Regions from separate parts of the Mus musculus genome. Here all the other regions are linked to region 4. A link is a loop called in an ENCODE intact Hi-C map of the cell type or tissue named here. Cell type or tissue: heart. All regions are shown on one strand.

Region 1 (5,000 bases), 54 kb after region 4:
CTGCGCCCAGTTTTCTCCCCTTTTATGTAATTGTGTGTTATATTTATATGTATGCTTATGTGTGTGTCTGTGCCTGCTGCTCTCAGAGACCAAACAAGGGCATCTAATATCCTGGAACTGGAGTTGCATACCATTGTGATTCACCATGTGGGTGGGTGCTGGGAACTAAACCCAGGTCCTCTGGAAGAGCAATGAGTGCTCTCTCTTACTGCTGAGCCATCTCTCTAGCCCCAGTGCTCCTTCAATCTTACATGGTAGAAACATGTCTGTCTGGAACTCAGTCATGGAAATTTCTTCCCTATTGTGTGGGTTTTGAGGATTGAACCCTGGCTCTATGGTAGAGCAGACAGTGCTCTAACAGCTGAATCACCTCTCCAGTTGCCTTCCTCAGTTTTTAAATGAACATGGGAATGTGCCTACTTCATAGAGATTCTGCGAAATGATCACTTAACACATAGTTATAACCATTGTGTGCCAGGTGTAAATACACCTCTATCCTCATAGCATCATGACTTATAGGGATTATCATTCCCATTATATAGTCGGGAAAACACATGGAATGGAAGCATTTGCTCAAGATTCCAAGCTAGAAAGCTAACAACCAATCTAAGGACCAAACTAAGAGAGTTAGGTTACAGGTCATTTATCTGACAACTGACTGGCTCAGGCATTTAGCTCACGGATATATACTGTGGTCACTATACATGTAAGTGTACTTGCTATATACTTATAGACATGTACTCATCAGAGAACATTAGAAAAAATAGGACTGGCCAGGTGTGGTGGCACACGCCTTTAATCCCAGCACTTGGGAGGCAGAGGCAGGCGGATTTCTGAGTTCGAGGACAGTCTGGTCTACAAAGTGAGTTCCAGGACAGCCAGGGCTACACAGAGAAACTGTCTCGAACCCTGTCCCCCCCCCAAAAAAAAAAAAAGAAAAAAGAAAGAAAAAAAGAAAAAATAGGACTATGGTTACTGTCTCTAGTCTAATCCCTCGGGGAATGGTAGCATAGGACGGCCTGTTTGCGCACATACTAATATGCCGTACATGTCTTTTCACCTGATTTGGCTTTTGTTCTCCTGTTTTGGTTTACAGAGTGGCTCGGTACTCTGTGCATACTTGCTGTCTCTCCACAGATCTGGCATTGTTTGGAAGTAAGCTAAGGACTTTTTCTGAGTCATTATTAGGATGAAAGGCATACTAGATGATGGTGTGGACCATGAATGCCACTTAGACTCTTACCTATACTCAAGTTTAGGATTCTTATAAAGGAATTTTAATTGACATTGGTAACAAAGGTGATTCTGCCTTTGGATTTTTAGGAGGAAATATCTAGCACTGACCACATGTTAAAGATTCTTTGTTTGCTTTTATTTTGAACAGATGTTATACTCACAGCTGGATCTGCTTTTGAAATAGCAAAGTGAGGCTGTAACTGTAAGGAGGTGCATCCCTGCACAAACTGAGCTCATGTTAAAGTTAGATATGCTATTGAATACAGTCTTAACCGCCTCTGTGCCAGTGTGAAGAGAGCCCTCAGATTCCATTAAACCCAAACCTGAGTCCCTCAGTATCAGCCACAAAGAGAATGTCTGGATTGTTATGAGAGGGAGGCCTTCTCACCTTCGTTTATACTTTCCTTTGTTTTGTTTGTTTGTGTGTTCGAGATGGGGTTTCTCTGTGTAGCCATAGCTATCCTGGAACTCACTTTGTAAACCAGGCTGGCCTCTAATTCACAAAGATTCATTTGCTCCTGAGTGCTGGGATTAAAGGTGTGTGCCACCATGCCTGGCTCCAGTTTACAGTTTCCTATATGGACTGTAGGGTTTCCTTGTGTATACTGTCTTAGTCTTCTCTACTAGCATTCACTCTAAAGGCACAGCTTGACTTTAAATCCAAGGTCAACTGTATAATCTGTTTGTTACTATTCTAACAAAAGACCTGAAGCTGTGAACCTTATAAAGAAAAGAGCTTTGTTTAGCTTATAGTTTTGGAGGTTTCAGGGTATGATACCAGCATTGGTTTTGAATTGATGAGGACTTCATGTTGGGAGAACACATTAAAGAGAGAGAGAACACACAAGGCCAAAGATTAGAGAAGAGCCCTACTGGAAGAACTACTGAGTGTCTCACAACACATCTTCCTTCTGAGGGCAGTGCCCCCAGTGACTTCCCACTAGGCTCCACCTGTTCAGGTTTCTCTTCTTAAAGGTTTACACTGTGTGGTAACATCCCACACTGAAACCCACACATCCCTTGAGAGATACATTCTAGTCATAGCCACACCATAACACCAAGAAGGAAAATGCTGGTTTTTTTTTTTTTAAGCCCATCTTTAGAGTTCTTACCTGTTACTTCATGTCTTTTTCTTCTTAGAGAATTGTGGCACACCTACAATCTGCCCACTTAGGAGTATTTCCTTGTACCATAGTTCCAACTTGACAACCACATCAAAATATAAAATGCAGGAACTCGAGAGATGTCTCAGAGGATAAGAGCCCTGGATTCCCTAGAACAGAATTTAAGGAGAATTGTAAGCTGCCATATTTGGGTACAGCTAGGTAAAGCTTCCAGCACCCACATAACAACAGGTAGCTCCCAAGTGCCTGTCATCCAGGTCCAGGGTCTACTGCTGCTTCTGAGGGCACCTGCACAGTGCACATAACTTAGGTAGACATACACAAATAAAAAATAAATTCAGAAATGCAAAACAGTCTATGTCTATGTAAAGTACACTAGAGTAGTAATAATTTTCCTACACATTTTTTAATGTAAGGGCTGGAGAGATGAAGCTCTTAGTGGCTAAGAGCTGCTCTTCAAGAGAGGACCCAGATGGCAGCTCACATCTCTCCTGAACTCCAGTTCCAGGGGATCCAGCACTCTTCTGGCTACCTCCCCAGGCATGTGCTCAGTGCATGAACACACACACAGGCAAACTACTCATACACGTAAAAATAATCTTTTTTAAAAACAGAAAAAAATGAGCCCAAAGGTTTCTGATACAGAAATAGTTTTCAGTACTGTGGAGACAGTTCCACATGGGGTGGGGCTGGGATCTACTTTGCCTGGGAAGCCCCAGGGATCAGCAATGCCAGCATTGTTTGTAAACGCTTAATGGCAGAATTTGAGGATCCTAAAAGGACCCTCAGGAGCCTAAAGCCGTAACCTTCCTCCAGGTAAATGATGCTCACTAATAAGACATGGGCAGCCACCTGCCTTATCAGATTTCCTGGGCAACAGAGCTAGAAAGTTAATCTAAGGTCATACTTATCTTTAGAAAGGGAAGAGTGTTCGGTTAGCCCTTGTGTGCAACTCTAAAAGGACATTTTCTCTGGGACAGGGTCTTCAGACTTGCCTGTAACCAGTGGCTTCCGAGCTGGCTTCACCTGGTTAGTCTCTTCAGTATGGCACTGTTCATCCCCTGACTTTGTCCTCTTTGGGTAGGTCGGATCAAGTATTCAGAGATGGTGTACGATGCGTGCATGCACACTTTCGACTGTCTTCCTCTTGCTGCCCTCTTAAACCAGCAGTTTCTCTGTGTACATGGAGGAATGTCTCCTGAAATTACTTGTTTAGAGGACATTAGGAAAGTAAGTAACTTTTTACTATTTTCATAGAGTGTGCTTTTAAATTTTTGTTCTTTATCTTAGCCAGTGACTACCTATATAACATATAGCAATTGCTGAGGTTAAATGAAAATACAGTCAGAGGTAGAAATACGGGACTGACTCATAATCTTGTCACTGTCAGAGAGCTGTTAGTAACACTTGGAGAAACATTCTTTCTCTTTTTAAAAATTAAAGTTTTGTTTCGTTTTTTGAAACAGGGTTTCTTTCTATAATTCTCGCTGGAATTCACTCTGTAGATCAGGCTGGCCTTGAACTCTCAGAGATCTACCTACTTCTGCCTCTGAGTGCTAGGATTAAAAGTATGCGCCACCACTGCTTGGCCTTAAAATTAAATCTTAATAGCTAAAAGCATACTCTTCTTACAGTAGAACTCTGAAACTTTAAAAATCATATTTGTATATTTTAAACAAGGTCTCTCTGCAAAGCCCAGACTAGCCTTGAACTCAAGACAGTTCTACCTCCTCCACTGTATGGTATAATTACAGGACTTGTGCCACCATGCCCAGCTTTAAAAAATTAAATTATATTCCAGCTTGCAAAGAAAGAACATGAATGTGAAGCCTTGGCCAGGCCCCTTACCCTTGGAGTACATTCTTTCTGTAAATGAGGAAATTTGACTGAGTGCCCTGAGCTCTGGCAGCTGTGAGGCGCACTGCCGTTTGCATCCTAAACAGGATGGTTGGTTGCTCCATGTGCCTTACACTCCCTTATGTGGTAGTTATTCCCAAGACTGTGTCTTCATGACTGAGGGAAAGGAGCAGCCTTGTGCACGTGCACTTCCGCACCTTGATCCCCTCAGTTCCCACGGGGCACAGACTCAGGATTTCCTTGAGTTCACAGCAGTCTCCCAGTGAGCAGTGAGCCGGTGTGTGTGTGCTGGCTTTTCAGTACCCACCCAGCATGTCGCCTTTAGTAGATTTTGTATTTAACCACTGTGATCAGCTGTGGTAAAAAGCTCCCCTCTCACTCAGCAGAAGCCCTCTTCTTGACTCTCAGATGTTCTGGTGTGTTCAAAAACAATTATTTATATTCTTTGATTTTTTTGTGGGGGTGTTTTTAATTAAAGCAGCAGTAACTGAAAAAGTAAGTTAATGACAAATATTAAAAGTAAGTTAATGACACCACTGCATAGAATGGAAAGAATAAAAGGCTTTTTACAAAAGAAGACATCTCTATTAGAACGAAGTGAGCAGTGGACAGGATGCCTGCCTGGCTCCCCGCCCTCCTGTAGCTCTGCTTCCCATAGAAAATAGAATTTAACTTTAGTCGTCACAATTTTTTGTGGAGGCTGATTTCACATTTGAGGTAAATTTCACTAGATTAGCATGGGAGGAGAGGCCCTTTTCTACAGGAACAGAGATAAGATACTTG
Region 2 (5,000 bases), 130 kb after region 4:
GGGATTTGTGGATACTCCGTCCAGAGCAGGGAGAGTTGCAGACGAACCTTTGTGTGTTTACAGAGCCTGTCTGAGGCACTGAGGACAGTATGGCACTGTACTAGTTACACAGTAGGTGCTCAATAAACACTTAAGATTGTTTGAATCATTGATTGGATGAGATGGAGGTGAATTCTTTTCTGTTGTCTCCCCTCCCTACCACATCCTTCAACCTTTCTGCTTTGTAATCCTTGAACTTCTCCTCTGGGAAATCAGGTGTTTAACAAGAGAGTAAGATGAACATTACTGGTTGGGGGACGGGGGACGGGGGACGGGGGACGGGAGGGGGGGGCGGGGACCGAGGCCCCCAAAGAGCTGTGGAAACTGCTTTTCCTGGCTTTGTTTCCCAGTTGCTGTGGTAAAACACTGTCAGAGTCAGGGTTTCTATTGTTGGGATAGAACATGACCAAAAGCAACTTGGGGAGAAAAGGGTTTTTACAGTTCCACAACACAGTCCATCATCAAAGGGACTCCAGGCAGGAAGTCAAGCAGGAGCGATGGGGCTTGATCTTCAGGGCTTGCACAGCCTGCTTTACTTATACCACTCAGGACCACCTACCAAGGGATGGAACCGCCCACAGTGGGCTGGGCCCTCCCGCATCAATCAGCCATCAAGAAAATGTTCCCCCCAACAGCCACGCCCACAAGACAGTCTGAGGGAAGCAATTGCCCGGTGAGGTGAGATTCCCTCTTTCCACAGAACTCTAGTTTGTATCAAGTCGACAAAAAGTAAACAGCACACCACGCAACACCACACACACAGTTAAAGGAAGCCATGACACTCGAGGATCGGACAGTGTGAACCCCAGGCAGTGCCTGCCCTACCCGAGGGCTGCTCAAGAGGTTTTCAGGGAACTGAGGGTAGAGCTTAAAAGGGAGAATACGTACAGATCTGGGGCCCTGTCTTCAATCCCCAGCACCAAACCAAACAAACATAAAAGGCTTCCAAACTAGCTGCGGAGGGAGAGCAGGTGCAGCAGACAAGGGGCCCCTCTTGGAGGCCCCTGGAATTAGTCTGTGGTAGAGCCATTTACCTGCCCAAGGAGAGACTGTGGGAGGTGGGGCCAGGGAGGCAACCTGGCTGGCTGGGAAGTGCAGAGACTCTGAGCCACACCGATGCGCGTCGTAGGTGAGGAGGATGGTGAGGGTGGCGAGGGCAATTCTCTTGGGGAACTCGGAGAGAATGACTCACACCCGAGGCAGGCAGGTTACAGCTGGGTCCACAGGTGTGCTCTACGCTGTGCCAAGTTGTAAGAGCAACTGAAGAGGCAGGAGGCAGCTGCGTGGGCTCTCAACTCCCCAGGGCAAGAGTTGCCAGGTATAGCTCTGGGGGACCCTCTGGTCAGATGGCTCCTCCTTCCTGGGCCTACACCTGCTCTCCCCACCTCCACACCGTTGCCCTGAGTCATGGAGTCTGGCATAGGAATTGGGCAGACAGGGTCCTCCGTAGTGCTTAGAGCTGGCCCATGCCAGGCAGAATGGTGGGAGAGGAGGTGCCTGATGACCCTGCCAAGTGCTCTCTATCTCCTCTGGGTCTGGGCATGTCTCCCTGCTCAGGGCAGGCTTGCGGGGGTATCTGGGGCTAAGTCACTGCGCTGGCAGTACAAAGCCAGGGGCATCTGTCTGGGAAGAGATAGGAGGGTGGAGGTGTGGCCCAGGCTTGAGATGTGTGGGTATCGGGACTGTATCTGCTCCAACATCGGAGCCAGGAGTGGGCAGAAGAATCGGATGGACCACAGACAGGTCCATCAAGCCAGCGGTTGTCTGACAGAGGTCTGGGGACCGCGACATCGAGGGATCCTTTCCTATTGTGGGGTGGGACGCAGTCTCTGTATACTGCGCACCGTGGGGATGGTTTGTCATTTGAACCGACCCCCTGTGCTTAGGGACAGTCCGGAGGATGTGGACACCTCGGAAGGGTCTCAGTCTAGAGGCGGTTTTCAGGAGGGTCTGCTCTTCTCGCTCGCCCACTTCCAGCTCCCCCACAAGGCGCGGGCCAGGTGGCGGCGCCCCGGCTCGGCAGCGCAGAGGAGGCGGCTTCCCGGGCCAGGGGCGGCGGCAGGGGCGGCCCCGGGATCACATGGGCGGAGGCAGGTCTGGGAGCCCCGGGCGAGCTCTCCCTAGAGTCGGACAGACGGCTGCGGTGGAACGGCGGCGGCTCCTCGTCCTTACTCCCTCCGTTCTTCCCTCCCTCCTTCCCTTTCCTGGCTGGCCTGACCGCCCAGCCCGACAGGCAAGCGGCAGCCAGGTGAGCGCGCGCCCACCTGCACCCTCCGCGGGCCACCGCCCTCGGCGATCTCCTCCTCACCGGACCCTACCCTCGGCCCAAAGCCCCTTTTCCCTGAAACTTCTCTTCGACCTGGATACCCCTTGGCTTGGGTTCTCCCCTGACCCAGACACTCGTCCTCTAGTCCCAGTCCCAGTCCCACCCCCAACCCCCTCCGCCCCGGGGTATTTTGGACTTGTTGGGAAGCAAGCTTGAGAACTGGTACTGGGGACAGCCAGACTGACAGCTAGGCAGTTCACTGAGTCCACTGGTCGGCTCAAAGGTCTGAGAATCTCAGGGCGTTTTCAGTCTTTCTGTGATCAGCCTGGGACACCGTGGCTGGGCCTGGGTGAAAGGCAAAGCCAGTTGCCTGGGGGACAAGACAGTCGGACTGCTGGCCTGGACAGCCTCCCCCTCCCCCCAGGCCTTGATGTTCTTGAGATATTGGACATACTTGCTGACCCATATCTCCCCAGGGACAGCCTGAGGATGGGTGCTGGGCTGGGTGGTGCCCAGGCTGGCATTGCAGCTTCCTGCCTGGGTTGGCTCCTGGCTCCAGATCTAGAGGCTCAGGAAATCCTAGGAGGGCCTGGTCCACAAGGACACTCCCTTGTGGGTCAGCGGGGGCTGTGGATGAGAAGTTTGTGGCCAAACTGGCAGCATCATGAACTTGCCCTGCTGGCCAGTACCAGGGTGGCTGTGGGTGTGGGTGTGCTTCCCTTGGCAGATGAGCCTTGGCCTCCTTTCTCAGGCTGCTCACTAGGGTGCAGCAGGCCCCTAGAGGAGGTAGCAAGCTTCCTCTTGTTCATCTGAACCCAGCTGTTGGGGTCAGGCAGGGAGCCAGGTAGCCCCTCTGAAGACCTTAGTCTGACACCTGCCAGCCCCAGCCTCTGCTAACTTCTTGCTGTCTGGTGGGGCTATCCTGAGGCTTGCTGTCCTCCTGTATACTCTATACAGAGTGTAGAAAGTATTTTGTGCTCTTCGTTTAGGGAACAGGAAACAGGTAGTGAAGGGGTGCGGGGTGCGTTCACTCCTACCACCTGCTAATTCCTTCCCACAGTTCTCCACCAAGCACTTGTATGGAAGTCTGACCTCTTGTCAGTGGGACTGCTGCCTGTCTTAGGGGATCTACTAGTCTGAAGACCCTAGAAGGGGGAACTCAGAGTCTTCAAGGCCTCCCAGGGTGGGGGGAAGTGAAACTCTTAGAAGAGGGAGGGACTTAGTCACTTCCTCTGTCACCACCCGCCAGGCCCAGGCCCTGCTGGGCTGCTCTGAGACCAGCCACCGTCTTCTCCCTTTGCTTTGGGGTGTACTGTGGAAGTGGGCCCCACCTCCCAGTCTTCTCTTCCTCAGGCATGGCGTTGACTGTGGATGTGGCAGGACCAGCACCTTGGGGCTTCCGAATTAGCGGGGGCAGAGATTTCCACACACCCATCATTGTGACCAAGGTAAGGGCTGTTTTTAGGAGATAAGGAGCTAGCTACCCCCTGAAAGGGGGTCTTGTTCCCCACGGGTACTTTCCCCAATTTGTTCTGGAGCCTGGAGTCTTCTGGGGCAATGTTGGCCAGGGGAACAGTTGTGCTTTGTGGCATGAGTATGTGAGGGCTCCTTTAGGAGGGCCATTAGAAGATGAAAGGAAGGGGACCAAGGACAGGGCCTGCCCTTTGCCCTAAGTCTCAACCCTCACACCTGCCGGCAGCCATTTAGGGTAGTTACACAGGGCAGGTGCTTCTGCTTGCTCTTGGGAGCTTGCTAGTTTCTTTTTCACCCAGGCTCGGGCCCAGGTCCTGGCTGGAGAGCACTCAGGGCAAGGGTGGTGTTTAGGCAGCCACCTGCAAGGTATGATTTGCACGGGCAGGGTTCTCTATCCAGAAGTATTCCCAAGCTCAGTTCCTGACATTCTGCCATCACATTCCTTGGGAGGCCCATGTTTGAATGCCAGTGTATGGGGGATTTGGGGGGAGGTTGCCACTCAAGCCTGTAAGGGATTAGCTGAGAAGCTGGCAAGACCAGGAAAGACAGAGAAAAAGGTGGTAGAGGTGTACTGTCTTGTTTCTGCATTTCCTGGGCAGCAGAGGAAACCTTGAGGACCCTTCTGCTCCAGTCTCCTCAAATATACTCCTATTCAGGGTGGGTATTCAGCAGCCAGCATCTGGCTTCTCATCTCTTTAGGTCACAGAGCGGGGCAAGGCTGAAGCAGCTGATCTCCGGCCTGGCGACATCATTGTGGCCATCAATGGACAGAGTGCAGAGAACATGCTACACGCGGAGGCCCAAAGCAAGATCCGACAGAGCGCCTCACCCCTAAGACTGCAGCTGGACCGGTAGGTCTTCTATCTCCACTGGCAGGTCTTGCCACCTTTCCCTTTTCTGCACTTGCCCAATGCCAGCCAGGCAGCCACCCTCAACCCTGCCTACAGCCCCAGTGCAGTCCCATCCCAGCCTTCCCAGGCTCCTCTGGCATGTCCTGAGCTCTGGGACTATGGTAGGGACATGGAAGATATCCCAGTGACCATATGGGCATAGGTGGGCACCGGGCTGGGCATGCAGCCATAGGCGAGGTGGGGCAAGCTGGCACCGGCTACCTGGAAGCCCAGGTTTGACTGGTTCCCAGCCATGAGAATGGTACAGGGTGTGGGCATGGAGTGGTTGAAGAGAGGCAAGTTCTGGGCATGGTGTACCCTAGCCTGGGTTT
Region 3 (5,000 bases), 130 kb after region 4:
GTGGCTGAAATAGTTTTGCTGCTGTTGTTGGGGTGACTCCCTCTCCAGTGCTGGCTGCATCTCTCAAAGACATTCTTCCCTGGTTCCAAGCCCCCAACTCCCACCCCCACCCCTCTCCCCACCCCAGCAGCCTTGATCTCCTTCCATGCAGCCCAGAGAGACTCTGAGGGACCGTGTGGTTCTGCCTCACGCTGCCCTTGGCCTGTTTTCTGTCTCCTCCTTCCTCTGCTGGCCTCCTCCCCCACAGTCCCTCCGGCCACTGCTGACAGCTTAACCCCCAGGTGGTATTTCTCCTCCCCCAAGGACTGGGGCGGGGCAGATGACAACAGTTCTGGCCATCAGCCGCTGGGGCAGAGTGGCTGGGGGTATGTCCGGCCTTTTGGTGAAGGGAACAAGGCCCAGCTGCTGGAATCTTACTTCTGGGTTGGCTCTGCATTCCAAAGAGCAGGGCCTTTTGGGGTGGAAGGTTCTGCATTCCAATGAGCAGGGCCTTTGAGGGTGGTAGGAGAGAGGAAGTGGGGAGGGGGGTCTGGAGAAGGAAGGGGTTCAATTTGTGGTGCTGGGCCTTGTGCCTACCCCAGGGCCAGCTGGATGGGTGATGTGGCCACAGATCCATCTTTAAGGAATTTAAGATGTGGCTGTTGAGATAAGACAAACATGCCAAACAATTTTGAAACAATTAAGTATGAAGCGGTGTGGGATTAATTACAAAAGCAGGAGGCATTCTGGAAGGGGAGAAAGACAAGTAGGTTGGGTGGCCCGAGAAGGCTCAGCTGGGAGTTTTGCTGAACAGTGGAGGGAGATTAGAGGAGGGGGGTTGATTAGAGAATGAGGTGCAGTGGTCTGAAGTTCTAGGAGGGGGAAGATGGGTCCGAGAAAGACCCAACAGGTAGACAAGCTGAAAAGGAACTTGGCCCCCAGTTGGTGGGTGCATCCCTTCTGGGAATTCTACGTTGTTGGCCTAGCAGATGGTGGGTACTCAAGGGCATGTCTTCCTGTAGTGTCCCATCTGAGCAAACAGCAGCAGCCCCTGAGAACGTCTATGGGAAAATTCGGATTCCTAGGGAATTTATTATAAACACAGATCTCCGGGGCCCCAGCCTGGACTTGCTGCAGAGTAGGAATTGGGGACTCAAGAACAGGAACTTGTGGGGTTTTTTTTTTTTTTTTGTTTTTGTTTTTTGTTTGTTTGTTTTTCAAGGCAGGATTTCTCCTTGTAGCTCTGACTGTCTTGGAACTCGCTCTGTAGATCAAGCTGGCCTTGAACTCACAGAGATCTGCCTGCCTTGGCCTCCTGGAGAGCTGGAAAGCTGGGATTCTGTGCTGCTGCTGCTGCTGCTGCTGCTGCTGCTGCTGCTACCACTGGGCCAGGAGCTTGTGTTTTGACAAACCTGTTTGCTAAAGTAGGAGCTGGGGTCAGGTGACAGGCAGGCCCTGGCTGGTCCCAGTGCTGCTGGGGAGAGCAGGATCCTCTTCCCCTCTCTCTGGTCCTCAGAGTCAGGCTCGGTCGTCCCTCGGGAACTCTCATCCCTCTCCCTCAGCCAGCTGCTTCTCCTCAAGCACCCTCTGGGCTCTTAAGGATGCATTCATGGAAAAAAACAAAAAAACAGAATTCCTCACCCCTCAGGCTGCACAGATGGCAGCAGGAGTCAAGAGGTCCACACTTCCCTCCTGAGTCACACTCTTAGCATCTCAGAGGCCCCAAGACCACAGGAAAGAAGCACACATATGGTCTGATTAGCTTCCCAACCTTGTTGTGCTACAGAATTTTTGCAACAAGGCCATGAAAATATAAGTGTAGAAAGGGTGAAGCCCTCCTGGGGCCAGGGTGGGGGGCTGGGCACAGAGAGGATCAGGTCAGGCTCTGGGCTGGCCTTTCTTTCTTTTTTTTTTTTTAAGATTTATTTATTTATTATATATAAGTTACACTGTAGCTGTCTTTAGACACTCCAGGAGATGGAGTCAGATATTGTTATGGATGGTTGTGAGCCACCATGTGGTTGCTGGGAATTGAACTCAGGACCTTTGGAAGAGCAGTCAGTGCTCTTAACCGCTGAGCCATTATTCCAGCCCCCTGGGCTGGCCTTTCTTACTGCCCTGTAAGTCTGGGCTCACCTGCCCAGCCCGACCACCAACTCCTAAGTGTATGAGCAGCTACACTCTGCAAATATTGATTCATGCATTTGCTGGGGGACATTGAAACCCAGTTCTCTCTCTCTCTCTCTCTCTCTCTCTCTCTCTCTCTCTCTCTGTCTCTCAAAGATTTATTTATTTATTATATGTAAGTACACTGAAGCTGTCTTCAGGCACACCAGAAGAGGGCATTCGATCTCATTACATATGGTTGGTGAGCCACCATGTGGTTGCTAGGATTTGAACTCAGGACCTCTGGAAGAGCAGTCAGTGAGTGCTCTTAACCGCTGAGCCATCTCTCCGGCCCGAAACTCAATTTTCTTCTTCACTGTTGAGTCTAGAAGCTTGTTTCCCGTCTGCACCTGGAGTACATTCTTTACACATTTGTACTTCCATGCCCTTGTTGCAAGATGATTGGCTTCCAGGCATGCTTGCATTTCTGTTTCTTCTGTGGAGTAGGAGGCTGGCCACATCTCTACACAAGTAGCATGATCTACTATATTGTGGAATATATCGATATATCTAAAGGGTGTCTGTGTGGCGTGCCCACCCGACGTCCTCGTTTTGCTCCTTGTGGGATTCCCAAGTGTAACTTAAACATCTCTTTATCCGGCAATGGGCGTCTCTTCCCTTATGGGATCTCATCCTTGGTGCCTTGGCTATGAGGGCAGGGCACAGGGTACCCGATACCAGTGGGTTGTTGGAGGCTAGGCGCCCCCTTGCGTCGATTTTGAGAACAGCATCTTGTAAAGCACACAGAACAAGCTGGCCACCAGGGTGGGGGTGGGTGGACTGACTCCTCCCTGCCGTTCTCCTCCCACAGGCCGGCCACAGCAGCCCAAGCGACTCCGCAGTGAGGGTGCTGCTCCATTCCCCAGGACGGCCCTCCAGCCCTAGGTTCAGGTACTAGCAGGTCTTGCAGAGTTGGGTGAGCTCCTGGAGGGTCTGGACGGGACTGGATTCCTAGAGAGGGATGCGAGTCTCCGCCCCTTAATCCTCTCATATTTGTCTGCACCGGGGTGTGTCCCAACATCATTGCAGGGTCCTTATTCCTAGTTGTCTCTTCTACTCTTCCACAGCAGTTTGGATCTGGAGGAAGACTCAGAGGTGTTCAAGATGCTGCAGGAGAACCGCCAGGGACGGGCCGCCCCAAGGCAGTCCAGCTCTTTTCGACTCTTACAGGAAGCCTTGGAGGCTGAGGAGAGAGGTGAGGCCTCTAGGCTCTGGATGAAGTAAGGCTCCTTGGACTCTCTGGAATGAGGCCAAACAGACTAAGGAAGTAGCTTAAGGATCCATGGCAGAACTAGGCATTAGGGGGCATATGTCAGACACCAGTAAGTAAGAAGCTTACGTTCTGGTTGGGGTTACTGGGTACCCTCAGAAAGTGGTGGGTGGTACTAGTCAGAACCAGGAAAACAAGGGAGTGGTCAAAGCAGGGACTCTGGGTTGGGTCTCCAGGGAGGGCTTCTTGGAAAAAGAGGGATTTGATTTGGCCCTGAAACAAGATCCTAGACTCCATCAGCTTTCAGACAGTGGCCTGGCAGGAGTACTATGGAATGTGGAGGCCAGCAATCAGAGCGTTGGGTTATGTTCACTAGACACTGGATTGGCCTGGTAGCAGGGGAGGGTGTCCGGGGGAACTAGCTGTGCTGAGGCAGGGGCCTTGGAAGCCAGAACAAAGAACACTATGCCACAGACTGTCATGCCAGGCGAGGTAGCTCTGCAAACAACAGAGTACAGTCAGTTGCCTGTTTACTCATTGGAAATACACCGGTGTGTTTATCCAGTGGAACAGATATGTAGAGTATACCCGACCTCGACCCCCGAGGATTGGAGATATGGCTCTAAGAAGTTCCCACAGGTGTGCATACAGCAGTGGGATGCATGCTATCCCTCCAGGAAGTCATGAACCCTTTGTAGCAGCAGACAAGAACCCTGTCTTGTCCACAGAGAGGATGATGCTGGCAGAATAGGGCTTGGAGCTGCAGAATAGCCGGTCCCCGGCAGCTGGTTACAACTCTGTGTAGTGATCACAAGGCTGTTTGCGGGAACACGGGGCTAAATAAAAAGGTTTTCCGAACAAAGCCTGCCCATCCTGACTCTGAGGTCTCTATGGGAGGGGTCCCAGGGAGATTGGTAGTGGGTCGGTGGGGGGAGAAGAGTACAAACGTAAGGTCACTTCTTGGGTGCCACAGAATCTCAGCTGAAGCTTGGACAATGGCTGCCCAGTGCTTTTGTGCTTCATCTTAGTGTTCTCGCTGGCTCAGATGCAATGATGTATATAAATGTCCTTTGAAAGGGCCGAACAAAGACACTGTGATGGTCTTATGACCTAGTATTGTCTGTTTACATCATCATGACTGGCCCATGGAGAGACAACACCTACTTGTCTCTGGCAAACACTAGGCACAGACGTTCCCAGGTTGCTTTGGAAGGATAAGGTTCTTCATCAGCCTTTGCCAAGGCTCTGCCTCTTCTCCTTTACTAAGTGGCATCCCCACTGGCACTCTAGAGGCCCATGTAAAAGTGGGCCTTTGGCCACAAGAGCGGGCGTGTCCTGGGGAGGAACGGAGGAATGTCATAAAATGCCATTGTGTATAGCTGGATACCTCTGTGGTGGACAGGCAGCTCTCATGGACTCTGTCTCCTACCCGTCCCAGGTGGCACACCTGCCTTTGTGCCCAGCTCGCTGAGCTCCCAGGCTTCCTTGCCCACCTCCAGGGCCTTGGCCACTCCACCCAAGCTCCACACCTGTGAGAAATGCAGCGTCAACATCTCGTGAGTATTGGGGGGGCTGGGTGCCGAGCATACCTGGGGCTTCCAGGCAAAGCTGGGCCATCAGTCAGGGACCCTAGAGGGCAGCATGG
Region 4 (5,000 bases):
GTATTCATATATATATATATATATATATATATATATATATATACACACACACACACACACACACATGTATGTGTGTGTGTGTGTGTGTGTGTGTTCATTCTTGTTCTTCTTGGGGAAACATGCTTGAAACCAGGAATCCTGAAATCCTGAGAACACAACTGGGGAAACAGAAATTTGCTCAGTTTCTCTCCCTGCTCTTGCCTCTTGCCTTTGAGACAAGGCAGCAGGAAGAGGAAAGTTCAGCAATCAAGGTACTAGATTGGATGTCAGGACCAGGTCCTGGTAGGCTTAGGGTCCAGTTTTACCAAAGAACCAGTTCCTTCAATGTTAGAAGCTAAGCTTTATGTTACCGTCATGGTTGTTGGTGTTTGAAGGCGAGTCTCATCTCTCCTGTTCTATTTCTCCTACAAATGCTTTAGGAGGTAGCAGAAATTGACACTCAAAGTGTAAGACTGAGCAGGCTGTGTGACTCGTACCTGTAATCTCAGCCCCTAGGGAGGCAGAGTCAGCAGGCTCAAGTTTTATACCAGCCTGGGCTTCATAGTGAATAGCAGGCCAGTCTGGGCTACATAGCAAGCTCCTGTGTCAGCAAGACAAAATGAAGATAAAAAACCGTAAAATTTAAGATTGTAGGTCTGAGGGTGTGGCTCAGTGGTAGCACGTTTTTTGTCCAGTGTGTATGTGACACCCTGAATGTCATTCCCAGCACCACCACAGCCCCCCCCCCAAAGGTTGAAAGATTCCACTTTACCTAGCTCATGCATTATATTTTTAACTTTAGGAGTTCCCCTAGCTCCTGTCCTTTAAATGCCCTTATGCTGGAATCGGATGGTGGCTTGGTTTGTTTAAAAGAGCTTAAAAAGAGTCTTAAACATGAGATAGACTGTCTGCCATGCACCCTTCCTGTGAACTCAAGAACTTTGAGGAAATCCTGGGGCTTCTTCAGGGCGGAGGGCTGGCATCAGTCAGACACAGGTGGGGCGTGGGAGCCAACTGATAATCCATTGCTATTGGCAACAGATTCGCCCCATGAGTTGAAAATGTGGCCGTTGACCTTCTTTTGACTTTTAAATGTTGAACTTGCTGTTTTAAGCATCTGTACATATAAGAGGCTGAAGGGGCTACGGGCTGCTTAGCGGACACTTCTCCCCTGGCCTTACTGCCCATAGCTTCTGTTCCCTGTTAACACTAGCAAGGAAAGTGCTTGTCACACAGAGGAGCCCTCAGCCAGGCCTTGGATTCTGTCATTGGAGGACCTCATTTCTGACCTCACCTTCAGTCCTCCATCCCCGCCCTCCAATACTTAGGGTCACCAGGGGGAGCACTCTCCGGTACCCTTCACCTGGGTTTTAAATGGCTTCTCTCTGTCTGGATCACCTAGGATCCAGTTTTAGTGAACCCTCTTCCAAAGAGATACAGATAAGCTGGATGATTTTTTGCATAAAGAAAGAGGATTTTACTCATAGTTCCCTTTACAGTTCCATCACAGTATTTTTTTTAAATAACTCAGGTGTTATGAGAATTAGAAAATAAAATAATTTATGTCATGTGAACTGTAAATGTTTTATTTGTAAGATTCTATAAATAAAGCTATATTCTGTAATTGGTGAGTCCCAAGTGTCGGCTTGCTTCAGCCTTAAGAGCTGGGGCATACTAGTCAGTCATCGATGGGAGGAGAGGCCCTTGGTCCTGGGCATTCCCCTATGCCCCAGTATAGGGGAATGCCAGGGCCAGAAATTGGGAGTGGGTGAGTTGGTGTGTGTGTGGGGGGGAGGGGCTTTTGGAGGGGAATCCATGAAAGGGGATAACATTTGAAATGTAAATAAAGAAAATACCTAATTTAAAAAAAAAAAAAAAAAAAAACGAGTTGGGGCATAATGAATCTTTGACACAAGGTGGCGCTCGTCTGTTGCTGATTTACAAAGGGTTGTTTGGATTTGGCTATGGGGATTTAGAAGGGACTTCCTATATCATATAACACACTTACTTTAAAATGACTCACTTTGGGCTAAGCTCAGGAACAAAGCACTTAGCCATGGATTGCGCCTTGGAAACTGTAAAGACTGTAGAGTTCTGTATTGAACTTCACCCATGTTGGTTTTTTTCTTTTCTTTTCTTTTTCTTTCTTTTTTTTTTTTTTTAACTTTATCTGCATTTATTTTTTGCTGAATTTATTCCAAGGCCATGAGTTTTTGTTTCTTCTGGGATATCTTTTTCTTCTGTGCAAGCTCCTCTTCTGGCTTTGGAACGATCTGTTCCTTCTCAGTGAGGATCATCTCAGTGTGGCAGGGGGAGCTCACGTATGGGTTAATCTGGCCATGAGCTCTGTAGGTCTGTCGGCACATCTTAGGTGCCTTGTCCACGTGTCCAGTGACTAGAGAATCTATGTCTAAACCCTAAGTTCAGCATTACTTTCTGCATTTTTTAGCATGATTCAGCATTCTTTTTTGGCTACCATCCTTGTGTCCCCAGCCCCACTGTTTTGGCCTGGGCAAATTATACCGCCAGACTTGCACACATTGCTTATTTGGTTTTTGTTGTTGTTGTTTGTTTGTTTGCGACAGGGTTTCTCTGTATAGCCCTGGCTGTCCTGTAACTCACTTTGTAGACCAGGCTGGCCTCGAACTCAGAAATCCACCTGCCTCTACCTCCCGAGGGCTGGGATTAAAGGCGTGCGCCACCACGTCTGGCCCACATTGCTGCTTTAAAGTGAGATCCTTCAGATACTTGGTGGCTTTGCAAATATGCATACCCTTGATGGCCTGGGCAGTTTCCTGGGTGTTCTTAAAGTGAACACGAAGGTTTGAACCTCTTGATTTGATGATTTTGTGGAGTTTTCTAGGTCAAGAAAGTAATGAACTATCTTCACAGGTCACCTCTGGCCACTTACAGGAAGAGAGCTTTCCTTTATTTTCTTACATGTATTGTGTGTGTGTTTGAGTGGGGATGGTCATGCATGCCACGATGTGTGTGCAGGTCAGAGGACAGCTGTCAGGGGTTGGCTCTGGGGACCAAACTCAGATCATCAGGCTCAGTGACAAACAACCTTACCCACTGAGCAATCGTGACCCCTTTTTAAAAAATAAGGAGCTTGGTTTTTGTTGTTGTTGTTGTTTTTAATAATTACTGTTAGTCATAAGATGGTGCTTACATGTGCATTGCTCTGGCTTAGCTCTTATTAGAGGGGATGCCTATAGGGACTCACGTTGATGGTCAAGACATCGTACAGTGTGAGGGGGCTAGAGATGGTCCAATAGTGTAGAGCACTTGCTCTTCCAGAGGATGCAGGTTCAATTCCCAGCACTCACGAGACAGCTCACAACTACCTGTAACTCCAGTTCCAGGGTATCTAACATCCTGCCACAGAGATAACATGTAGACGAAACACCAGTTGTACTGGCTGGTTTTGTGTGTCAACTTGACACAGGCTGGAATTATCACAAAGAAAGGACCCTCCCTTGAGGAAATGCCTCTATCAGATCCCGCTGTAAGGCATTTTCTCAATTAGTGATCAAGTGGGGAGGGCCCCTTGTGGTGGTGCCATCCCTGGGCTGGTAGTCTTGGGTTCTATAAGAAAGCAAGCTGAGCAAGCCAGGGGAAGCAAGCCAGTAAAGAACATCCCTCCATGGCCTCTGTGTTAGCTCCTGCTTCCTGACCTGCTTGAGTTCTAGTCCCGACTCTCTTTGGTGATGAACAGCAATGTGGAAAGTGTAAACTGAATAAACCCTTTCCTCCCCAATTTTTCTTGGTCTGATGTTTGTGCAGGAATAGAAGACACCAGTGTACCCAAAGTAAAAATAAATTAATTAGTTTTAAAACACATTTACATTGTGAATTGTTGAGTTACAAGAAGTATCCTGAATACCAGAGTCTGCTCATTAAAGAGTGGAACCACCTGAAATAGTATCCTGATACCCTAAGATTTCAGACAGAGCTTGTTAAGGTCTATTCTGGTCTTAACTAGGATGCAGTCAAGGACTTCTCCAAGCCCAGCCTAAGGCAAAACAGTTTTCTGATCTTAGAATAGCTCTGCAAAACAACCTATTTTGAGACAGCATCTACAAATCATATTGGTCTTCCATTGTGTGTGTGTGTTTGTGTCTGTTTTGTAGAATTTACAAGTGTATACCACTTATGTGTCCAGTACCAGAGAAAGCCAGAAGATAGCATCAGATCCCCTGGGACCCGGTTAGCAGAAGGTTATTGGCCACCAACAGTTGAGCTGGGGATCAAGCCTGGGTCTTCTGGAAGAACAACTCGTGCTATTAGCCACAGAGCCATATCTCACATTGGTCTTTTAATTTGCACCAGATCGCTCCACGTTTGCTGGTGTTGTCAAAAGGATGTTGGCCGTGGCACTGGCATCCACCTCTTCTCTCCACCCCCTCACTGCTCTCCTAGGCTTTGTGTGGTTTTCTCCTTTGCAGTAACTCATTTCCAGGACTGGCATTGTGAACTGACGTCTTCACACTAAACTTGCGGCTGGAGGCTTCAGTTGCTTTCTGATACATCAGCAGCTGCTCTGCAGAAAGAATGAATGAGGCTTAAGTGACACACCTGCGTGTCTGTGGGCTGCCAGACTTCTCCTTATGACAGACAGCACGTTCCTGAGGGATGGCTCTGCTTTCTGCTTCTCATCTGGCCCGTGTTTGTTTAGAAACACATCCTTGAATGAGGCAAAAGTCTGGCCCACACAGCACAGAAGTAAACAGGCCTTTAAGATGATTAAAACGGTCACTGCAGACATCCCTTGGTAATACTCTTAGCCAGCTAAGCCCTTGGGGTGGGATGGGGTGAAATGCATTGAAACTGGAAATGTCTTCTGAAATAATTAGGTGTCTGCTCCTCTTCTTCTCTAGTCAGTGATACTTGGATCTGATTGGAGGGAAATCTGTTCTGAGAGATTGCAAAGATACTCTATGTGGACTCAGGTCAAAACACTGGAAAAAACTAAATGCCTGCCTGTAGCATGGGATATGCATACATACTCTTGGAGACTG
Region 5 (5,000 bases), 450 kb after region 4:
TCCTTCCTACTACCTCTCCCTCCCACTCCCAGCCACCTTCACCTGGTCAGAGAATAAGACCCTGGTCTCAGAAGTTTTTCTTCAGTGCCAAGGACACCAAACAGCTTAATGGGTGAGCAGCGGGGCTTACTGTTCGTAGCTTAGGCACCAGGAAACGTTTTTCTGCATGCCATTTGTTTTCATTCATCCATCCATCTATCCACCCACTCACTCGCCAATCCATTCTTCCACACACCCATCCATCCATCCATCCATCCATCCATCCATCCATCCTTCTACTTACTCAACTCTCTGTCCATCTATATATCTATCCATACACTTACATCTCCATCCATCCATTTATCCACCCACTTATCCATTTGGCTTCCCATCCATTTATCTACCCATTCATCTATCCATCTGTCCATTCACCTATTCACCATTCATTGATTGATCCGTCCATCTGCCCATCTGCGTCCATCCGCTCTCGTCAATCACTCCCTTCTTACCCAGCCAGCCAGCACAGGGGTCTGCCGTGCCAATGGGGGACCGCAAGCGATTCAGTGTTTACAAGGTGGTCGCTGTGCTACAAGATATGAATGAGCGACAGAAGGAGTGCAAATGCTCTGTTGATGACATCAGGGATACTTAGAGAGCTTGGAGCAAGACATCAGCAAGAATGGAAAGTAAAGTTCAGAGCCAGTAGTCAGGGAAGGCTTCCTGGAGGTGGAAGCAAAGCTCAAAGATGGGAGAAGCCTGTGCAGTGGTATGGAAAGGCAGGTACTCCCCACCCCCACCCCACCCCACCCCCGAGATGGGGCAACAGAGGCCTGCCCCATACTTCTGCCAAGGCTTCAGGGCTTGCTTGGCAGGGTGGGGGGTGGGCAAGTCCCCTGACAGTTGAGCAACGCTGGTCACTTAAATTTGGAAATGAGGTGGTATTTCCGCTAAGCCGTGTGCCAACTCTTACCATTTCCCATCAACCCTGGGGACTCTGAGGCAATAACTTCCTCCTCTAGCTGAAGAATCGAGCCCTTCTTACCCACGCCTGGCTTTCTAGGTACCTTGTTCCAATATGGCACCTCTTCCTCTCTGCCTCCACCTGTTCCGCTACAGCTGCCTCTTCCCTGAAACTCTTCAAGGGAGCTCCGGCAGACTGCCACCTTCTTTAAGGACAGTCCCTCTGTCCTCCCCACCCTCCTTTCCGTCTTCACCAGAGGAGCTTGCTTTCAGCATCCCCTCCCTCAAATCCCCCTCAGAGCCCTTGGGAGTGATTGGCCTCCAGAGCCCAGGGTTCTAGTGTTGAGCCTAGCACTGCCACCACCCAGCTCAGCACCGCTAGGTCTTTACACACATCAGAACAACCCTTGCTTCCCCCCCACCCCACCCCACCCCCGGACCGCAGCCCCTCTCCCTGCTTCTTCTCACAAGCAGCTCCTGACATTCCATTGGGGATCTAGCAGAGAGAATGGAAGCCATTGTTTGGTCTGGGCACTAGCAACACCATCCAGCAAGGATCCTGGTACTTACCACTAACCCCTTTACAAAAGCAAATGCTTTGTTCACAGGTCTGATGACAGAATTGAATGGACCCACAGCATAAATAGGGCCCAGCATCAAGTGCCACACAGTGCAAGCTTCTCAGTACCCCTGGCTTTACCTTCCCCTGAGTCTTACATTTTTCAGAAAGCATTAGATCTGTGCTAGCACAAAACTCCTATTTCTTTCTGCCCTCTGCTTCCACCAAACCTTCCTTGGTGAGTCTTGATTCTCCTTGGTAGCGTTAAGCCTCTTTTCTCTCACTTCTACCCTTCACCTGCAGGCTGAGACAATAGATTTCTGGACGAGGCAGACCCCTCCCCCCCCCCACACACACACACACACTTCTCTCTTCTGCATGCATGCTCCAGGACATCAGTGTAAACTCAGTGAAACCAGACTCAGAACTGGTCTCCAGTTCCTCCCTCCAGGGGAGGTCAGGAACTTGGCAGTCTACAGCTCCACCTAGTGGGCCCCTGCAGCAATAGCAACACAGAGCTGGCGACTCCCCAGGGATTGATGAACTAATAAATTTTGGTGAAGACAAAGGTCTCACCCTACAGGGCTATGCTGGGTTTCCATAGAATACGTTGGGCCGGGGTGGGAGTGGGGTGGGGCTGGAGTCTTGCCCAGTGTAGCAGCAGTAGCTGTCCTTTCTCTGTTCCTCTTGACTCTGTTCCTAGGCATGACATTGGCTGAGGTCTTCAGCGAGGAGGGAGAGTGGGGGAGGGGGTATTGCTGCTCAGTGTCCTGGAGGGAAGACTGCCCACTGGAAAGGTGTGTAGTGTCACAGTTGTACCCCAGGTAAGCCAGCACAGCTTTGTATATCAGCCGCATCAACTGGGAGGCGTCACATTTGATCTCCAGTAGTGAAAGCACTTGGAGGGAGACAGACAAGCCAGACCCACCCTCATGAGCAACCCTGGTGATGCTGCTTCCCTGGCTACCTGTTTTGCCAGGTCTGATCTGCCTGATCAGGGTGGGTGGCACGGGGCCTCTGGGGCCGCACTGGGGAGGAGAAAGAACCCTGTAGTCCCTTCCTGCCCTATTGCACAGAAGGGTCAGCACCTTCTGTCTACCCACACTTGTGACTTGCCATGTCATTTCTGGACACTGGTACCCCAGCCTCAGCCACTGATGCCTTGTGGGCTCTGTCTGGGCCAGGAGACAACAAGAGGAAAACAACAACCAGAAGGATGAAATCGGAAACTTCCCCTCTTTCCCGTTTGCATGGTCTGTCCCTAAGCTTTCTGAACCTTCGAGCCCAAGGAAGTTTCCAGAACAGGTATCAAAGTTATTTTCCAGGAAAAGAAGTAGTCACAGTTCCCAAAAGACTCTGGTGTCCTGTTTTAGATGATTTCAAACACCAGAAGGACACATTGCATACTTCAAGAATCCAGAGCTTTCAGCCATGAGTCCACCGTAGGAAAGACACAACCTCCAAGCCAGTGGTTCTCAACCTGTGGGTCACGTCCCCTTTGGGGGCTTGTCAAATGACCTTTTCACGGGGGTCACCTAAGACCATCTGCATATCCGATGTTTACATTATGATTCATAGCTATAGTAAAGATTACAGTTATGAAGTAGCAACAAAAAGTAATTTTATGGTTGGGAGTCACCACCACATGAGGAACTATATAAAGGATTAGGATTAGGGAGGTTGACCACCACTCCAGGCAATAGCTGCCTGACTCCTGCAAACCTGGCCCTCCAAGTTCCCAAGAAAAGTGAACTAAAGGCAAGTCAGGGCCCCACGTTCTCCTTCAGCCAACCCAGTTCACTCACATCCAAAGCCGTGTGGAACTTGACTATCGGCGCCTGCCAGGCCGTGATCTTCTGTCTGTATAGATTGCACTTAGGAACAATTTTACAGCTGATGTTCCCCATCTCCATGTAGAAAACTTCTAGGTTCCTACGGAGAGAGGGGCAGTCACGTCATGTCAGGGTTTCAGCGAATCCCGGGGTTCACAAGGCTACTGCAGTCCAGCACCACTGAGCATGCAGAGTTGAGAGGAGTTAAATTCTAAACCTGACAACCAACCAGCTGTGTGACCCCAGAGCTGTGGGACTGAGACCCGATGCTTTTGTCCCAGGGTCTACTTGCCTGAGACAGGGACAGTGTCTACCTCATGTGGTTGGTGTGAGGACACAGCACTGGTCAGTGGGTAGAGCAAAGCCTAGCATGCTATGAGTTGTCATCCTTAGTATGCCAAAGATCGACTCACTCTCAGATGTGTGAATCCCTCAAGAAAGTGGTATGATGTCTGCATTCACACACACACACACACACACACACACACACACACACACACACACACACACATGTCTTTCTGTGTAGTCAGCTCATTTCTGTAGTGTTTATGATGCATACAGCAAAATTGCTGTGTGGTAGTACCCTTTAGGAAGTGTAAACAAAGAGCTGTACTTGCCCAATACTGAAGCAATGTGTGTGTGCAAGTGTATGCATATATATAGTGTGTGTGTATATGTGCAATTGTATGCACATACATAAATATATACACATATACAAGTACACATATACTATGTGTGTACTTGGGTGTATATCTACATATGTGTCTATACATGTGTATATGTGTTTATGTGTATGCATGTGTATGTGCATACATATCCCTATGTATGCATGTGTATATGCATATACACATGTGTGGTACCCAGAGTCTTGTACATACTGGGAAAGCACTCTATCACTGAGCTACACTCCCATATTCTCTGCCATTTTTTTTTTCCTTTTTTCTTTTTGAGACAGGGACTTCCTATACAGCCCAGGCTGCTCTTGGTCTCTTGTGTTCATATACCTGCTGATATAGGAAGCTGTGTGGGTTGAGCTGTGCAATTGTGACAGTGTACCTTCTAAGTGTTTGGCTTACGAAACGTGTGAGTGGGCCTGATTCAGAGGTGGTCCCTTGGCCCAAACATTTCCAACTCAGGACTGGCTGAACCCACAGATGTGGAACCTGCCAATGGAGTAGAAAATTGACTGAATTGGGCCTATGAGGACACCGTGCCTGAGCTTGTCAGAATATTCTTATTACACAGAGACCAGGGCTTGTGTTTCCCAGCCTTTCCCGGTACCCCAACACAGCTGAGCTAGCCCCTAAATAGACAATGGCTATTTACACCACCATGCCCTGCTGGCGTTATACCTGAAGGACACCCAGGGAGAATGTAATTTGAGGATCATATCTTCAGGAGTGTTCCTGTAGGAGTTGAGAGGAGGCCAAGGGTAGCCTCCTAGCGAGACCCACATGGCCTTTTTCCAGCCCCTGCTCCTCAGTGCTTTCAGTAGCTCCAGGATCAAATTTGGAGAGAGGCAGTTGGGTCCAGAGCAGCTGGTAAACCACACATGGTGTGCTTTGGTGGGTGGGCACCCCCACCACCTAGACTTGGTCTCTGTCCTTCCAGAGAGTGGAAGGAGCAGTATGAATTGTCCAAATCAACACTGCAGGAGTATTAGTTGTTTC
Region 6 (5,000 bases), 150 kb after region 4:
ATATGTGGAGCAGGTAGTAGAATGGTGCAGGGTGGGGGAACATGGGAATGTGTAAGTGCAATGACAGGGAAATGACAGGATTGCTGTTTGGAGCAGGTGATTTGCTTGGGCAGTGAAGTTCCTGGTAGCTTCATTAGGGATGTATAGTATATAGATGTACTATAATAAGATGAGCCCTTATTCTCTGTTCAGCAGGATCTCTCCCACTGGGATAAGGTCAAAGTTCTGCTCAATCGGCTCCGTTGGAGGAGCCCTCGACTTCCTGAGCCTCCTGTTCCCCCTGATGGTTCTGGATCCAGGTGAGTCTTGTGCCTGATTTAGATTTAGGCAGTGGGGAGAGACTGCTGGGCGAGGATGTTGGTAGTGTCCTGTCTTGTAGTTAAGATGCCCCATTTGGCCGGGCTTGGTGGCGCACGCCTTTAATCCCAGCACTCAGGAGGCAGAGGCAGGCAGATTTCTGAGTTCGAGGCCAGCCTGGTCTACAGAGTGAGTTCCAGGGCAGCCAGGGCTACACAGAGAAACCCTGACTTGAAAAAAAACAAAACAAAACAAAACAACCCCCCCAAAAAAAACCCAACTAAACAAAAATATGCCCTATTTGTTGGTGAAGAGACAGAAGATGACATGAGATTGGGAACAGTGGCTTTCCCGAAGCCACTACCAGATTGTGGGCGGCATGTTCATCCTCACGTGTCAAGCCCTCACTCCTTACCACTGAAATTTAGGGGCTGGTAAGGTAGACACACAGGCAAAGTATTTTACTGTAGGTGAAGTCTGTCTGTCATGGTTGGCAGCTTCTCCTCAGGAGGTATGCAAAGCTTCTTGTCTGTTTTCTTTCTCTTCTTGTCTAACTTTCCTTTGCTTTTCTATAGGATGGAGTTTAGAAACCTCTCTGACAGGACTCCGTGCCATTCCCAACGGAAGACCTTTATACCAGCATTGGTGGTTAAGAAGCCACGAGCAAAAAATCTTTCTGTATGACCTCTTGGTGTACCTGGTGACCTTGGGAAGAAGTCCCTCACATTTTGGCTTACTGCTGCTTCTCTGCACTGCCAAGAAAAGCTATTGGTGCTTGCTCCTCTTCAAGGTGAAGGCCAAATCCATCTCTAAGCATCGAAGCAAGGAGCCCTGGATCCCCAAGAGGTTCCTGAGTGCAGTTCCAGCACTCTTCCAGGGCTCTTCCTCCTCATCAGAAATCTCTGGGCTTAGGCAATGTGAATTGACTTATTTATCAGGTGCTCATAGAGCATGTTTAGTATGGGAGTGTGTCAGCATGTTGCAGATGTAAGTTTATGCAATCTTTGTTGGACTTCCGTCTGCCCCATCTGATGGAATCATTCGTCCAAAGGGTTGGTGTTTGGGGTGTCACTGGAAGGATGGCACCGATCTTCATTCCACAATGAACAGTTACTAATGTGGACTTCTAATGTCTTCCTCATACCTGAGACGGCAGCCCTAGGACCAAGAACAACATTGCCTTGGGTACCTTTGTAGTGAGTCACGGCTCTGGAGTACAGCCCCTGAAGGCTGAATGAGGGATGGGGGGAAGGTCAAGAACATTGAGAGGAACAACACATAACTTGCAAGGTCAACTCTAAGATGCTGTGTTCTATCCTGGAGTTTAACCATAGCGAAGTCTCTTAATTTCTGAGCCACAGCTTCCTACTTGGGACCATGATACCCACCTTACCTACCTCATAAGCTTGTTAGGAGGATGAAGTAACATTAAACATTCTCAATGTGTGCTGTGACTGTTAAATGACCTGGGAAGGGTGTGATGCTGGAGGCAAACAGGAGTGGGGAGATGGGAGGCCAGAAGTTAAAGGAAGGTGTGTGTGTGTTCACTGTTAATAGTTGTGAAAATAGCCACATTTCTGGCAAGATTTTGGATAGAGCCACTTCATTAAGATCGTGTACGTTTCATATTTGAGAGTCTGGGTATAGATTTCGGATATGCTTACCCCTTGCTGATGGTGCAGTCAAGAAAAGGACAGGAATAGGGATGGGGGTGGGGTGGGGTGGTCATTGGCTTTAGTCAGAAGACTATCCCCTGGAAATGGACCCCCAGTAGGCACGCTCCTCCTCTAGCCAATGGAGGCCCTGCTTCTTTTGTTGCTGTAGTCTTGGGGGTTAGTAGAGCACAGCAGGGTGTGTAAGTGGTAGTCCCCTTCCTTGTGTTTGTGGGAGTGGGTCCAGTTCCAGTCATTTTGAGACCTGGAACCAATGGTTCGAGCTTACTTTTCTGATGGGACACTTGAGAGAGGACACCACCGAGCTCGGCTTCCGAAGGCATTATCGGATCTGGGAAGGCGCACTTCCGTTCCACAGTTGGAGCGGGATGGCAGGCTGGTGTGGGGGAAGGGAGAGGTCGATGGAGAAGAGGGAGGTACCATATCCGGGAGAGTGGCAGCTTCCGACCAGTGGTCTCTCTTCCGGAGAGGCGTTTCCGGTGGTGGTGGCAGCGGCGGCTGCGGTGGTTCCGGGTGTCTTTGTCCCCCTGGTGTCGTGGCCCTGGCCCGCAGGTGGGTTGGGGGCCTCCTGCTGCGCCCCCGCCTCTCCGTCTCTCTCGGGTGGCGAGGCTGCGGGGTCCGAACGGCGAAGATGCGCCAGTCGCGGAAAGAGCCGAGCCCCTCTGGACTGCAAGCTCCGTCGCCCTGGCAACGGCCTCGGCCCTGGGGGCGGGCGGGAGGAGGAGAAACCTCGCGCCGTGAACCTCCCACGGTGGCTTCTCGGTGGCCCGGCCCGGAAAGCTCTGCGCAGGCGGCTGCGGAGGCCGGAGCCTAGGGTCGGGACCTAGGAGGAGGGAGCGGCGTGCAGGCCGCTTGGCGAGGGCCGGCTGGACAGCTCCCTTCCCACCAGCGGGTCCTAAAGACGCCTGGCGGGCTTCCGGGGAGAGGGCCCGCATCACCAACCCGCTACTCGCACCTTTTATTTTTATTTTTTGCCCCGGCCCTGCGTGGAGTGTTCTGGCGGATGTTTTTGAATGAATGAATGTCACCGGAGCTCTTCCAGCCCCTCACTCCTCCAGCTTCTCTAAGGGGTGCCAGTGACATAGTGAAAGGAGTGCTAAGTTGTTGGGAGACCTGGGTGTGAGTCCCACTCTGTCACTACCTGGTTTTGTGGCCTTGGGCAAGTCTCCGGATCTCAAAGCTCCAGTTTCCTTGTCTGTAAACCAGCATGTCACTAGCACCCACCACTAGGTTATTGTGAGAACAAACTGGAGTAACGTTACTACCAATTTCATCTCCTCTACATCCTCTCCATTCTTCCATTTTAGGACCCACCTCTTCACCTTAAAAGCTTTACTTAAGATTTTCTATCCCCCCTCCCCCTCCCCAATAGATGGAAGTTTTCCATTGGAGCTGCTAACTTCTTTCTGTTTTGATTGAAGGTTTCCCCCCAAGACCTTGAAAGGACAGTATTCCAAATGTCCCAGTTTAAGCGGCAGAGGATCAACCCACTTCCAGGGGGACGCAACTTCTCAGGTGCTTAACTCCTTACTGGTTACACTCAGAACATGCTCGAGACTCAGTTTCAAAAACTATGGCTCTTGGGTGTTTTTCTGAATGTCTGAGTAGCTGATTGGAGCCACCTAGACCTCTGGGTTTATAAGATCCTCTGGCTATCTTCTAGTGCTTCGGGTAGTAGGTGCAATTCCTGGAGATTGCTTCTCTGTCCCCATAGGCGCAGCTTCAACATCTCTTTTGGGCCCTCCCCCTGGTCTACTTACTCCTCCTGTGGCCACAGACCTGTCCCAAAATGCCAGGCACCTTCAGGTATGTTGGGTGCTCTTTCTAGCGAGTTTCCCTTTGGGGCGACCCTAGTATGTTTGGATGCCTGCTGTGTGTTGTTTCTTGTGTTACAATGGTTTTTTGTTTGGTTGGTTGGTTTGGTTTTGTCCTGGTAGTAGGCCAGTGTTGGGGAACGCAGACAACTCTTAGGTTGGGGAATCTTGAATACCTGGCTCCAGAGAGGTCTTGGTGCGGTTTGGATGAAGTCAAGTATTAGCGTCTGTCCTCTTCACAGATAGGCTGTGTGCCCACTGGTTTTCTTCCCATGTGAATTTTCCTGTAATACCACGAGCCGAGTCCCTGTGGCTAGAGATGAGGCCCTAGTGACATAGCATGATTTTGTTCAGGTCACTTCCTGTTGCTTTTGACCTATCCTTCTCTTGCAGAGTGGGGAAAAGCAGCGAGTCTTCACAGGCATTGTTACCAGCTTGCATGACTACTTTGGGGTGGTAGATGAAGAAGTCTTTTTTCAGCTAAGGTAGGCTTGAGGCTAGTCTGTTCTCGGAAAGGTTGTTGCATTTAGTTCTGTCTCTGTGCTGGTGGGCCCCCTCTTTAAAGCCATTGCTTTGCTATCTTACTGCACGGTATGAGAAATTTTGATGGAGAAGGTCTTCCTGGGGGCAGTCAGAATAACTTGTCCAGGGTGCCTCCTGATGGGGCCTCCTGGTTTGTGTGCTGGCAGTGTGGTGAAGGGTCGACTGCCCCAGCTGGGGGAGAAGGTGCTGGTGAAGGCCGCATACAACCCAGGCCAGGCCGTGCCCTGGAATGCTGTCAAGGTGCAGACGCTCTCCAACCAGGTATTTTTCTTAGCATGTCCTCTGCAATGGGGAGGAGAGGAGGAAGTCTTGTGGTCTGACTTTTGGGCACAATCCTTTTTGTTGAGGAGGTGGGATAGATGTCTCTTCATGGTATCAACCTGGGGATCCCCTAAACTTGCCGGCTATTTTCCTCTAGCCCTTACTGAAGTCTCCAGCGCCTCCCCTTCTGCACGTGGCAGCTCTGGGCCAGAAGCAAGGGATCCTGGGAGCTCAGCCCCAGCTGATCTTTCAGCCTCACCGAATTCCCCCCCTTTTCCCTCAGAAGCGTGAGTCCTGGTGGCATGCAGGGTGGGGTAATCTGGAGGGAAGGACTTGTTCCTTTCATATAGATGCTCTTAGAACAGAGGGGGTACTTCTCTACACAGGAAGAGGAGGAGGAAGCTGGACGGGG

Evidence for each region. Peaks named below come from ENCODE experiments on the same cell type or tissue, not always from the same donor. Only the 100,000 strongest peaks of a DNase experiment are listed, where the experiment ranks them.
Region 1: it touches region 4 in a loop (3-fold over the local background); 15 of 42 quality-filtered maps call a loop at or near these places.
Region 2: a loop joins it to region 4, with 2.7 times the contacts of the local background. A loop is called at or near these places in 12 of 42 quality-filtered maps.
Region 3: it touches region 4 in a loop (10-fold over the local background); 12 of 42 quality-filtered maps call a loop at or near these places.
Region 5: it touches region 4 in a loop (9-fold over the local background); 14 of 42 quality-filtered maps call a loop at or near these places.
Region 6: it touches region 4 in a loop (2.4-fold over the local background); 11 of 42 quality-filtered maps call a loop at or near these places.

Annotation. Positions count from the first base shown.
Region 1 is chr14:70,246,164-70,251,163 of GRCm38, reverse strand. Ppp3cc (protein phosphatase 3, catalytic subunit, gamma isoform) reads left to right here. Exons shown (of 14, transcript NM_008915.3): 5 at 3,445-3,590. It overlaps Gm33790 (a long non-coding RNA gene), which reads right to left and starts at 2,505. Exons shown (of 2, transcript XR_001781331.1): 1 at 2,349-2,505. In heart, no CTCF peak of the experiment used is centred here; a DNase peak (open chromatin) is centred at 4,433.
Region 2 is chr14:70,173,966-70,178,965 of GRCm38, reverse strand. Pdlim2 (PDZ and LIM domain 2) reads left to right here and starts at 2,151. Exons shown (of 10, transcript NM_001253736.1): 1 at 2,151-2,287; 2 at 3,659-3,753; 3 at 4,478-4,629. The coding sequence starts at 3,661. In heart, a CTCF peak has its summit at 3,033; DNase peaks (open chromatin) are centred at 1,585, 2,125, 2,905, 3,565 and 2 weaker places; H3K4me3 peaks cover 1,481 bases; H3K27ac peaks cover 1,265 bases; H3K27me3 peaks cover 4,949 bases.
Region 3 is chr14:70,166,001-70,171,000 of GRCm38, reverse strand. It overlaps Pdlim2 (PDZ and LIM domain 2), which reads left to right. Exons shown (of 10, transcript NM_001253736.1): 7 at 2,957-3,036; 8 at 3,213-3,340; 9 at 4,794-4,911. Among named protein-coding and RNA genes, the nearest start is that of Pdlim2, 8.3 kb to the left of the region's middle. In heart, a CTCF peak has its summit at 2,857 (motif pointing left); DNase peaks (open chromatin) are centred at 270, 1,580, 2,890, 3,610 and 2 weaker places; H3K4me3 peaks cover 1,193 bases; H3K27ac peaks cover 2,843 bases.
Region 4 is chr14:70,300,070-70,305,069 of GRCm38, reverse strand. Slc39a14 (solute carrier family 39 (zinc transporter), member 14) reads left to right here. Exons shown (of 10, transcript NM_144808.4): 10 at 1-1,603. It also overlaps the pseudogene Gm4240. Among named protein-coding and RNA genes, the nearest start is that of Ppp3cc, 13 kb to the right of the region's middle. In heart, a CTCF peak has its summit at 1,912 (motif pointing right); no DNase peak of the experiment used is centred here.
Region 5 is chr14:69,850,058-69,855,057 of GRCm38, reverse strand. Pebp4 (phosphatidylethanolamine binding protein 4) reads right to left here. Exons shown (of 7, transcript NM_028560.4): 3 at 3,304-3,430. Among named protein-coding and RNA genes, the nearest start is that of Pebp4, 12 kb to the right of the region's middle. In heart, a CTCF peak has its summit at 1,991 (motif pointing left); a DNase peak (open chromatin) is centred at 1,987; H3K4me3 peaks cover 236 bases; H3K27ac peaks cover 602 bases.
Region 6 is chr14:70,151,149-70,156,148 of GRCm38, reverse strand. It overlaps Ccar2 (cell cycle activator and apoptosis regulator 2), which reads left to right and starts at 2,358. Exons shown (of 21, transcript NM_146055.3): 1 at 2,358-2,522; 2 at 3,392-3,485; 3 at 3,685-3,776; 4 at 4,178-4,269; 5 at 4,474-4,588; 6 at 4,746-4,875. The coding sequence starts at 3,428. 9930012K11Rik (RIKEN cDNA 9930012K11 gene) reads left to right here. Exons shown (of 7, transcript NM_001112735.1): 6 at 196-299; 7 at 873-1,744. The coding sequence ends at 981. In heart, a CTCF peak has its summit at 2,532; a DNase peak (open chromatin) is centred at 2,358; H3K4me3 peaks cover 2,239 bases; H3K27ac peaks cover 1,470 bases.